Regions from separate parts of the Homo sapiens genome. Here region 1 is linked to region 2. A link is a loop called in an ENCODE intact Hi-C map of the cell type or tissue named here. Cell type or tissue: B cell. All regions are shown on one strand. Links, peaks and the distances in the headings refer to the core of each region. The heading gives the core; the rest is flanking DNA.

Evidence for each region. A loop is a pair of places that touch in the nucleus more often than their neighbours do. Peaks named below come from ENCODE experiments on the same cell type or tissue, not always from the same donor. Only the 100,000 strongest peaks of a DNase experiment are listed, where the experiment ranks them.
Region 1: it touches region 2 in a loop (4-fold over the local background); 6 of 110 quality-filtered maps call a loop at or near these places.

What each region holds. Positions count from the first base shown.
Region 1 is chr5:131,106,813-131,112,197 of GRCh38, reverse strand. No RefSeq gene overlaps it. Among named protein-coding and RNA genes, the nearest start is that of HINT1, 56 kb to the left of the region's middle. RefSeq lists an enhancer at 1-205. In B cell, for the core only: CTCF peaks have their summits at 1,817 and 2,022; a DNase peak (open chromatin) is centred at 2,037.
Region 2 is chr5:131,379,544-131,384,928 of GRCh38, reverse strand. All of the region lies in intron 3 of CDC42SE2 (CDC42 small effector 2), which reads right to left. Among named protein-coding and RNA genes, the nearest start is that of CDC42SE2, 120 kb to the right of the region's middle. RefSeq lists enhancers at 4,816-4,865, 4,916-5,145. In B cell, for the core only: a CTCF peak has its summit at 2,376; DNase peaks (open chromatin) are centred at 2,408, 3,008, 3,904 and 5,058; H3K4me3 peaks cover 2,412 bases; H3K27ac peaks cover 4,775 bases.

The DNA of each region.
Region 1 (5,385 bases), core at 68-5,067, 270 kb after region 2:
TCGAGAGCAACCTGGCAAATATGGCGAAATCTCGTCTCTGCTAAAAATACAAAAATTAGCTGGGCGTGGTGGCAGGTGCCTGCAATCTCTACTCGGGAGGCTGAGGCGAGAGGATTGCTTGAGCACAGGTGGTTGAGGCTGCAGTGGGTCGAGATCCTGCCACTGCACTCCAGCATGGGTAACAGAGTAAGACCCAGTATGGGAAAGAAAAAAAAAAAGCTTTTGCAAATTTATTTATTATTGCTGGGCGTGGTGGCTGATGCCTGTAATCCCAGCACTTTGGGATGCCGAGGCGGGCGGATCACCTGGGGTTGGGAGTTTGAGACCAACCTCACCAACATGGAGAAATCCTGTCTGTACTAAAAATACAAAATTAGCCGGGCATGGTGGCACATGCCTGTAATCTCAGCTACTAGGGAGGCTGAGGCAGGAGAACCGCTTGAAGCTGGGAGGTGGAGGTTGTGGTGAGCCCAGATTGTGCCATTGCACTCCAGCCTGGCAACAACAGCAAAACTCTGTCTCAAAAAAAAAATTATTTATTATTTTGTAAGCCATAATGTAAATAGAAAAAAAATAAGTAAATGAATGGGAAAACCCATCACAATTTCCATTCATTTGACTTGCCAATTAACTTTTTGTAACCCACTTGTAAGTTTGAAACTGTGTTCTATCAAGTCGGTGTTAACTTGATCCTAGTCCTTTTATTTGTTCATTCCTGGTAGTAGTTGTAAACTGCCATGAGCACAGTCAGTTTGGGGGTAGGAATTTTATTTTTGAAAATATAAAGTATCTTGATTTCCAGGAGCTTACTGAAGAAATAAAAATTTAGCCTGGAGTTTTCAAAACGTTTTCACAAGATTGAAGGTTACAAATCTAAATGATGGTTGGTGTTATAGCTCCATAGTGACAAAAGAAACAAAACCAAACAAAAACAAAAACACTAGACAAAACAAAAACCAAAGCAAAAAAAAAAAACTAAACAAAACAAAATCCAAAAACAAATAAATAAGCAAACAAATAGGAACCAGGCAGAAAGTAGATGCCTTGTGAAGACCAAGCCATAGGAACTCCTTGGGAACTCTCATATGGATGTCTAGATTTTAGAAACAGGATTTAATTATGTTTGATCATGGGGGAAAATATATAAACTTCGGGAAAGTAGAATCATTTCAAGTTCATTGTGGGCCTTCAGATAAGACTTTAATGCTAATCAACTTATTTTAAAGTGAGCCTGCTTAATATATAATGGAATAAATAATTGTCATGCTTTTTTTTCATAATTTTGTCAGCATCTTTTTCTTTCAATATTAAAAACAGTAGGAAGAAAACATGTAATTGTCAGATGCAGTTGCAATACTTTCTGTTTATTCAGTTTTGATAGACATTTCTTAATCAAGGTTAGTCTGGTAAATGGTTTCTCTTCAGGGCTGTGAACCAAACATCTTTGTGTAAGTGAAATAAATGCTGCACTGGGAGGTAGGATACTTGGACTTGGATTCTGACTCTCACTTGAGAAGTGGTCTTGGGCTTATGTATTTACCTAAAGGTCTTTGAGGTGTCCTGTATACCATGAGGTTTCCTGTCTCCCTCAGAGTGTTGTGTATGAAGATTAAAAGAATTAATATTTGCCTGGTGCCTGATATATAGCAATCACTCAATCAATGTTAATTATCACTGTTATCCCTGTGTTTCACTTTTAAACTTGTAACCATGTTTTATACACCACCGAGTGACATTTCACGTGGAAGAAATAGAAAATAAGTATATAGATACATTGAATTCAACTTTAAAAGTAGATGAATTTAAAACTGACATTTGCAAATCACGTTCCAAGTCATTTATATCTTATCGTTTTGCATCTAGTGACACTATACTCAGAAAATATAAATATTTGGCATGGATTTCGTATTAGAAGAGAAGCCTCTGGATTTTATTTGTACTTAGCCTCTTTCTCTAACTAATGGTATCTGTATTAGTTGATTCTGAATTCTGTGCATCTTCTCATGCACTTCTCAGTATTCCCACAGAGGGGCAGAGCAGCACTATTTATTAAATTAACACTAATCCTGCAGATTCTTCACTGGATTCTGCAGTCTAATATGAAACGCTTTGTTTGAAGTTGTGCTTGTTAAATTTACAAGTCTTTCCTGAAAAGCTTCCATGCCCTCTGACCACTTTGTGTGTGCATGTGTGTATGTGTGTGTGTGTTCAACATAATCAGAAGGACAATTGAATGTTTACTCTGAATGTTTATATAACTGCCTTTCATTTTGTCTGATGGATTCCTCTGAGGAAGGTGAGAGAATCCTAGCCTTGTGCTTGGGACAACTGCTGGTTTTGCTGTTGTGACTCAGAAGTATCCTTCTGGGAAACCAGGAACTTGATGCTGATGCTGGTCTGTTCACTCCTTAAATGTAGAAGTGAAATTACAAAGAGATGTATACAAGGTTTACACATGTCCCTTACACAGGGATCAAGACATCTTGTTGAAACTACCCCTATAGTCTGACTTCTAGACTAATCTATAGGTAGGTCTCTGGGAGGACACTGGTAAACTAAAAAAATGCAAAAATATGTATAATAAATGAGGATACGTGGGCAAAATGCCCAAATGACTAGTTTTAAGCTTACTCACTTACTATTTGCTTTATTTGAAAGATAACATTTACGGCCAGGTGTGGTGGCTCACGCCTGTAATCCCAGCACTTTGGGAGGCAGAGGCGGGCAAATCACGAGGTTAGGAGATCGAGACCATCCTAGCCAACATGGTGAAACCCCATCTCTACTAAAAATACAAAAATTAGCCAGGTGTGGTAGTGCGCGCCTGTAGTCCCAGCTACTTGGGAGGCTTAGGCAGGAGAATTGCTTGAACCCGGGTGGCGGAGGTTGCAGTGAGCCAAGACTGCACCACTGCACTCCAGCCTGGGCGACAGAGCGAGACTCCGTCTCATAAAAAAAAAAAAGATAGCATTTACCTTGCTACCTTATTCCATAAAGCCTAGGACCTTCACTGACACCATTATTTTTCTATCACTTGATTAATGTCAAAAAAAGCTTTGTAGCTCTTAATTTGAGCAAGATATAGTTTTTGTTTTTTTGTTTTTTGAGGGAAGGCATTTGTATGTTTAAAGTCTTGCTTGGCAGGCCAGGCATGGTGGCTCACACCTGTAATGCCATCACTTTGGGAGACCAAGGCAGGCAGATCACTTTTGCCTGGCCAACATGGTGAAATGCTATCTTTATTAAAAATACAAAAGTTAGGTTGGCGTGGTCGCGCACCTGTAATCCCAGCTACTGGGGAGGCTGAGGCATGAGAATTGTTTGAACTTGAGAGGTGGAGGTTACAATGAGCCAAGACGGTGCCACTGCATTTCAGCCTGGGTGACAGAGTGAGACTCTGTCTAAAAATAAAAATAAAATAAAATAAAATAAAATAAAATTCTTGCTTGGCAGACCTGTGTACAAATCAAAAAGTGCTTGTTAAATATCATTGTATTGGGCTAGGTGTGGTGGCCCATGCCTGTAATCCTGGTGCTTTTGGGGGCTGAGGTGGGATGATTGCTTGAGAGCAGGAGTTTGAGATCAGCCTGGGCAATATGGAAAGACCCCTGTCCCTACAAAAAATAAAAAATAAAATAGTCTGGCATGGTGGCATGTGCCTGTAGTCTCAGCTATTCAGGAGGCTGAGGTGGGAGGACTGCTTGAGCCCAGGAGTTTGAGGCTTCAGTAAAACCATGTACTGAACATTCTGCTAACCTGGAAGATTTCAAACAAGCAAGGAATATAGACTTCACAAATGTGCAGTTTCAGGCCAGGAGCTAAGATATACCGGATGTTGAACAACTATTAGCATCCTAAATTTTTATCATGCAGTGAGGTTTTTCCAGTTCTAAAATTTTGTTTCTATAATTTTGAGGATAAAGAAAAGAATATATAAGCAGATGTTAAATTTTATGGCACAAATCTAAGTACTGCTTGGGAAGATTAACAATGATGATAATGATTAAAAGTTGATATTTTGGTTTCAAAATTTTTGCTAATGATTAATTAGGGTACAAAAGGAAGAATTTTCATCTTTTTCCTTCCATTTTGAGAAATACACAACCCAACCTTTTCCAGTTTCTTTGGGCTTTCTACTATTTCCCAACAGTACTTACATAGGATAAAAACTGAGCATTGTAAACTGTTCTCAATAACTATTTTAGTTATGTTAATTATCTTAAAAGCTAGCTTTCATCTGAATTCAATCAACAAGTATTTTGGGAACCAATTACTATGTGCAAGCCATGGGAAATGCAAAGACAAATAAGAAGAAGTCCTTATTGTTTTACATTACACAGATCGACTTTATTATATTTATTGTGTTCTTTGATGAAAAATACTAGTTGTGGAGTATGCTCAGCCTACTCTTCTCTCTCTTGGGATAACAAAAACATAGGGCATGATTTTCTTGTGTGTCCACATAAAAGAGACACAATATCTGTGACTTCTCAGAAGCCAGAAGCTGTTGTAGGACCATAGTTTCAATATTGGCAGAAACTTCCTCTATACAAATGACTTCCAAATCCACATCCTTAGCTTTGAACACTTCTGAATCCTAGTCATAAATCTCCAACCACTTGGTGGAAATGCACTTGGATCCTCTGTTCACCTCAGCTGAACTTGACCATAAACTGTCATCATTACACCCCTACTCACAAAAAGACTTTTTTTTTTTTTAAAATGGTGAGTACTATCATCGCTGTGTTCACCAAGGGTTGAAACTGATGTTACTGTAGATTCCTCTCTCTTCCTTTTACATCGTGATCAGTCTGTCAGTTCGTACTTCATAACATCTCCCATATTAGACTCTTCCTCTTGACTTCTGAAGTCATCACTCTAAGTTTAAACCCTTATCATCTGTCACTTAGCTTCTCACCCCTAGACTCTCTGTCTTCTAATCTAGCCAGGCATTATTTCCATATTCGTCTTTGAAAGGTGCTACTTAGATCTCTAAAGGCATTTCCAGTTCAAAGATATTATTACGTTTAATATTGTGCAATTCCAGTTGATTTTTTTGTTTAAAAGATTTTAACTGACAAAAAATTGTATATATTTATCATGCACAACATGTTGTTTTGAAATATGTATAATTTGTGGAATGACTGAATTGAGCTAATTAACATATGCATTACCTCACATACTTATCACCTTTTTTTTTTGTGATGAGAACAGTTAAAATATGTTTTAGCAATTTCCAAGACTACAATACTTGTTATTAACTACAGTCACCAAGTTGTACAATAGATTTCGTGAACTTATTCTTCCTATCTAATTGAAATTTTGTATCCTTTGACTAACATCTCCCCACTCCCCTCCTCCCTGCAGCCCCTGGTACACCATCCC
Region 2 (5,385 bases), core at 219-5,218:
TTTTTTTTTTTTTTTGAGATGGAGTCTTGCTATGTTACCCAGGCTGGTCTTTTAACTGGGCTCAAGCAATCCTCGCACCTCAGCTCCCAAGTAGCTGGGATTACAGGCACGCACCACTACGCCTGGCTGACTCTTCCTAATTTTTGAAAAGCACTTCTCATGGGGTGCTGAGCCCCATTTTCCAGTAACTTTAGCCACCAGCTGGTGTCCCTGTTCTGACCAATATGCTCATCTACCCCTTAGAGATATTTCCTGACTGTACTGCTGTGTTTCACTGATTATCTAAGAGTTTTCCAGATATGAAGATTATCTTAGATCTGTCCTGTTTTCCATGATCCCTTAGATATGATAATGTTATTGGGAGAGACCACTGGCCACGTTGGGTTAGTGTCCTACTATGGGGCTCTGCTTATCCCAGTTTACTGTCAATAGTATACTTCTCCTGAAATTGCAGCTTCCCTCAAAACCAAGCAGAGTTACAAACTTGCTGGATTAGCTGCCTTTGAACATAACACTTTTATGTCCTTATCTACTGAAACGCTGGCATGATCCTGATAAACCCTAAAATTTTATCACGAGAGTCCCATATGACAGCTCCTCAGGGTGAAAACATGACTTTCTACAAAACCACAAAAGTGGCGAGCCCATGCATATATTTTAGAAGTCCATATACATTGTTTTACTGTCCTCTCGTTTATATTGTCATAGATAGAAACAACAACCACAAAAAACCCTGACGCTTTTCCTTTGAAATATTTATGTTATTCATCCTTAGAATTCAGCAATGACATTAGACCATCTCCAAGTTTGTTGGGTTTTCCTTCCAGTAATTCTGCGTGGCACACGGTTATCTGAACACAGGTTTTCTGTATCTTAGAAAAGTTTTATTCTGTTAGTTCCTTGATAATTGCTCCATGTGTTCATTTTGCTATTTCTGGAGTTCCTGCCTATGTGGACATTTGAACATGTGTGTGTCTATAATCTTCCAAGTTTCTTATATTTTCATCCTTTATTTCTCTTTATAATTTCACTGCATTGAAAAGTAACTCTGCTTTATCCTCTTCAGAGGTCCAAGCTAGATAGTAAATATTATAACCTTGCAGGCCAAATACAATCTCCACTGTAGCTTTGACTCAACTCTGCTATTGTAGCATGAAAGCAGCTGCAGAGCACATGAAATTAAATGAGTATAGCTGTGTTATGGTAAAAATTTATTTACAAAAACAGGTGACAGGCTAGATTTAGCCTGTAAAAGTAGTAGTCTGCTGACCCCAGCTCTAGATTTTTTCAGTAGTAGCCACATAATTTCATTTTTTCCATTATGGTTATTTTTCAGAGGCTGTTATGACATGTCATTGCAACATTTTTTAATCTCTGAAAAAGTTGTATTATTATAGTTTTTCACTCTTTTCCCTAAAAACACTTAACTATATAAATTATAAGTCTATAACACTAGGGAACAAAGAACTCTCATTTCTTTATTTGAACAACTTTAGTTTTACTTCAAGCCTTTTTTTGAAAGTTGGTAAGAAACTGTCTGTCTTTTGGGGCCCTGTTCCACAGAATCATAAAACTTGCAGGTTAAAATGGTATCATAAAGTCAAAAGAGGCTTTTGTCTATGTGTTTTAATTTTTCTATTTCCTAGCACAATGCACTGGTTTCCTGCTATCTTTTTCTCGCATACTGCTCCCTCTGATGATCTTAGAGGTGCCTCATACAAAGACTCCCTGCCCCTAATGGCAGACTTGACACCCACAACCATCCTTTGATCTGGAGTGCTGCATGCCAGCAATGCACTGGTCTTTTCCTCTGTTCCCCATCTTTTTCACAGACTCAGTTTGTCTATTTCCAACCACCCCATTCAACATACTTCTCTTCATACTATTTTTGTTTGGAATGATAAAGCATAATTCTATGAATTAGCCTTAAACAATGCTAACTTATCTTTTTTAGGAATAAAGTAGGGAAAAAAGATGTTAACAGTTTTGTGCCTTTTTCTCTTCTTAATAATATATTATTACATTTCCACTAAATTTCCTTATTAGGAAGCTATTTGGGCAGGTCCAGAAATGTAATCTTTACCATCACAGGATACGAATTTTCTCAGCATGTGGGCAGGACAAATTATTGGGATTTCTTCCCCAGTGAGCCACTTAACTGACAGGTAGAGAGGGAAGCTTCTAGGTTCTTGTCACAGTTCCACAGGACAGTGGCATCTGCAGGACACCAGACTCTTCCCCAGGCGTTTGCAGTAAACATGTCAAGATAACTGCTTCTGATATGCAGAGAGAGCCACTTGGCTCTCTCAAGCAGGGGAGGAGGTGGTACCAGAGAATACTTCCTGGTACCTACTTCCAGACCACTAGGAGGAGTCTTGATCAACCCTTGTCCTGTGAACCTGCAGAAGCAACTCCTAACAGTTCTCATTCTGCATCATTTCCTCCAGAAGGGTGTGTTTAGAGCTTGCCAAAAGGCTCCACTTGGTCTATACCTCCATATTAAGTGATTTATTCTGTTGAGTTACTGCAGGACTGTGTTGGGGGAGAACAGAAACCATAGTGTGCTCAGGCCACCACCCATCTCACCCAAAAAGAATGAATAGATATGCTTGTGAAAGAAGGGTATTAACACATACTCACAAACAATAATTCAGCAAACATGATTACTGAGAATATTCAAAAGCTGATAACAAAACTAGTTCCCAAGAAGCTACTCTGACACTGAAAAGCAAAGGATGGGAAGACTTCAGCTTACTTCTATCATACTGTGTTATTAGATAACTAATATATATGAATGTGAAAATAATAGTGAGTATTTTTCAGCTTGAACTATACTGAGCTGGGAGTCACACCTTAGTATTGGAAGGTTTCTTCATGGCATCTAATCTAACAGTTTGTGAGATATGAAAGAAGCTTTCAGTCCTTCGCTCCCCAAGGCTGAGGGAACTCAGCTGTCCAGAAACTGAAAGGAGCAACTGTGTTGTGCGAGCATAGTAAAGGTAAACACCTAAGATGAAAATAGTAAGATAAGCAAGAACCAGATCACATAGAGTTTGTAAAGGACTGAAGTGTGTGATCCTCCCAAGAACAATGGGAAATAATTGAAAGTGTTTTAAAGCAGAGGAATAACATGATTAAATAGCTTGAGAAGACTATTCCACAATAGCTATAGGTGGAAAACATGTTAGAAGAGGTCAAAATAAGTTATTAATGTTGGTGAAAAGGGATTATGTGGATTCAACTAATAACACAGATAGAAGTGGATAGATTCAAGAAGTAGTCAGTGGATAAAATCAACAGCATTTGGGCCGGATGTGGTGGCTCACGCCTGTAATCCCAGCACTTTGGGAGGCCGAGGCGGGTGGATCACCTGAGGTCAAGAGTTCGAGACCAGCCTGGCCAACACAGTGAAACCCCGTCTCTACCAAAAATACAAAAATTAGCCAGGCGTGGTAGCAGGTGCCTTAATCCCAGCTACTTGGGAGGCAGAGACAGGAGAATCGTTTGAACCCAGGAGGCGGAGGTTGCAGTGAGCCGAGATCGAGCCATTGCACTCAGGCCTGGGGGACAAGAGCGAGACTTCTCTCAAAAAAACAAAAAAAAAAACAAAAAAAAACAGCACTTGGTTGCAGGCTGGATTTGGTAACAGTGAGAGGGAGGAGTTAAGAAATATGCACAGACTTCAGATTTCAGCAGAGAGTGTGCAATTCACTGGGTTCTGAGAGAATCCAAACTGGAGATAAGAGACTGAGAATCACCAGCATTAACAAAGCCAAGTTAATGAGATTTCCTAGACAAACTAAATTTCTGTGGTTGGGCAGAGAAGAAGCCATCAAAGAAGGCCAAAAAGAAACAGCCTGAAAGTCAGTAGGAAAATCAGCAGTGTGTACAAGTGTCAAGAGGGAGCAGAGCTGAAAGGTGGTGAGAGGTCAATTAAAGACAAATACGTGCAATGGATTCAGCAATATCAAGTCAATGGGCACCTTAGTGAGTGCTATGTCAGTGGAGTAATAGGAGGAGAAGACACGCTGCAGGGGACTGAGGTGGGTCTAAGAAGTGGAAAATGGAGAAAGAGAACAGAGACAACTCTGGAGAAAAGTCTGGCCTTCTGGACAGGAAGAAGACAGGTCAGTGGCTGAAAGGAGAAAAGGAGATGAGAACAGATTGAATTTTTCCCCTGTAAGATGGCAGAGAATTCATTATGCTCAATTTCTAATGGGAAAGATCCAGTAAAAGAGGTACAGAAAAAGAAGGAAAAAGAAAATGGATTGTCAACCTTACAAGGTTCCTGAGAAGGCAGGAAAGGTGGATCTAGACACAGGTGGAAGTGTTCTTTACACTCTTTCCTACAACACTCTATCAAAAACCTGGATTTAAATATAAATAAATATTCTAAACTATAAAAATGCAGTATTTTAAGGCACAATGTGGACATTTAAAGAATGGCACACTTGTTTGGGGTACTGTATAATAGTCACGGGTGGCTGGGCATGGTGACTCATGCCTATAATCCCAGCACTTCAGGAGGCTGAGGCAGGTGGATCACTTGAGGTCAGGAGTTCAAGACCAGCCTGGCCAACATGGCGAAACCCTGTCTCCACTAAAAATACAAAAATTAGGCCATAAGAATGATCAAATGGACTTGGGGCTCTGGAAGAGTGGGAGGGGGGCAAGGGTTTTATAAAAGACTACAAATATGGTGCAGTGTACACTGCTCGGGTGATGAGTACACCAAAATCCACAAATCACCACTAAAGAACTTACTCATGTAACCAAACACCACCTGTAGCCCCAATAACTATGGAAAATTAAATATTTTCTTTAAGAAAAAAAAATTAGCTGGGCATGGTGGCAGGCACCTGTAATCCCAGCTACTTGAGAGGCTGAGGCAGAAGAATCACTTGAACCTGGGGTGGGGGGTTGGCGGGGAGAGGTTGCAGTGAGCCGAGATCACACCACTGCACTCCAGCCTGGGTGCCAGAGTGAGACTCTGTTTCAAAAGAAAAAAAAAGAATAGTCATGGGCAAACAAGGGGAATTCCAGAGTCAGACCTCCGCAAAGAAAAACAGGAAATGGTGCACTCTGCTCTGATACGTATTAACAGTTGTCGTTAGCAGAGTCACCGTGTTTCCTGGAAACAAATTCTTTATAGGAAACTTTGTTAAGACCGTCAACCATCTGAATAATCCTTGCATCCTTAAAATATTAACTTTTATTCTGCATAAGGTGAAGGACTAGAGACCCAAATGAACTGCTATGTTAGTGTGGAGGGGACATTAGGCAAAATGTCTCTTCCCATAACTTTTTACATAATTACATCATAATTATTAAAGATAATGAACTAAACAATTTGGAGTATATCCAAGGAGGCGAGAAGCAGGTTAA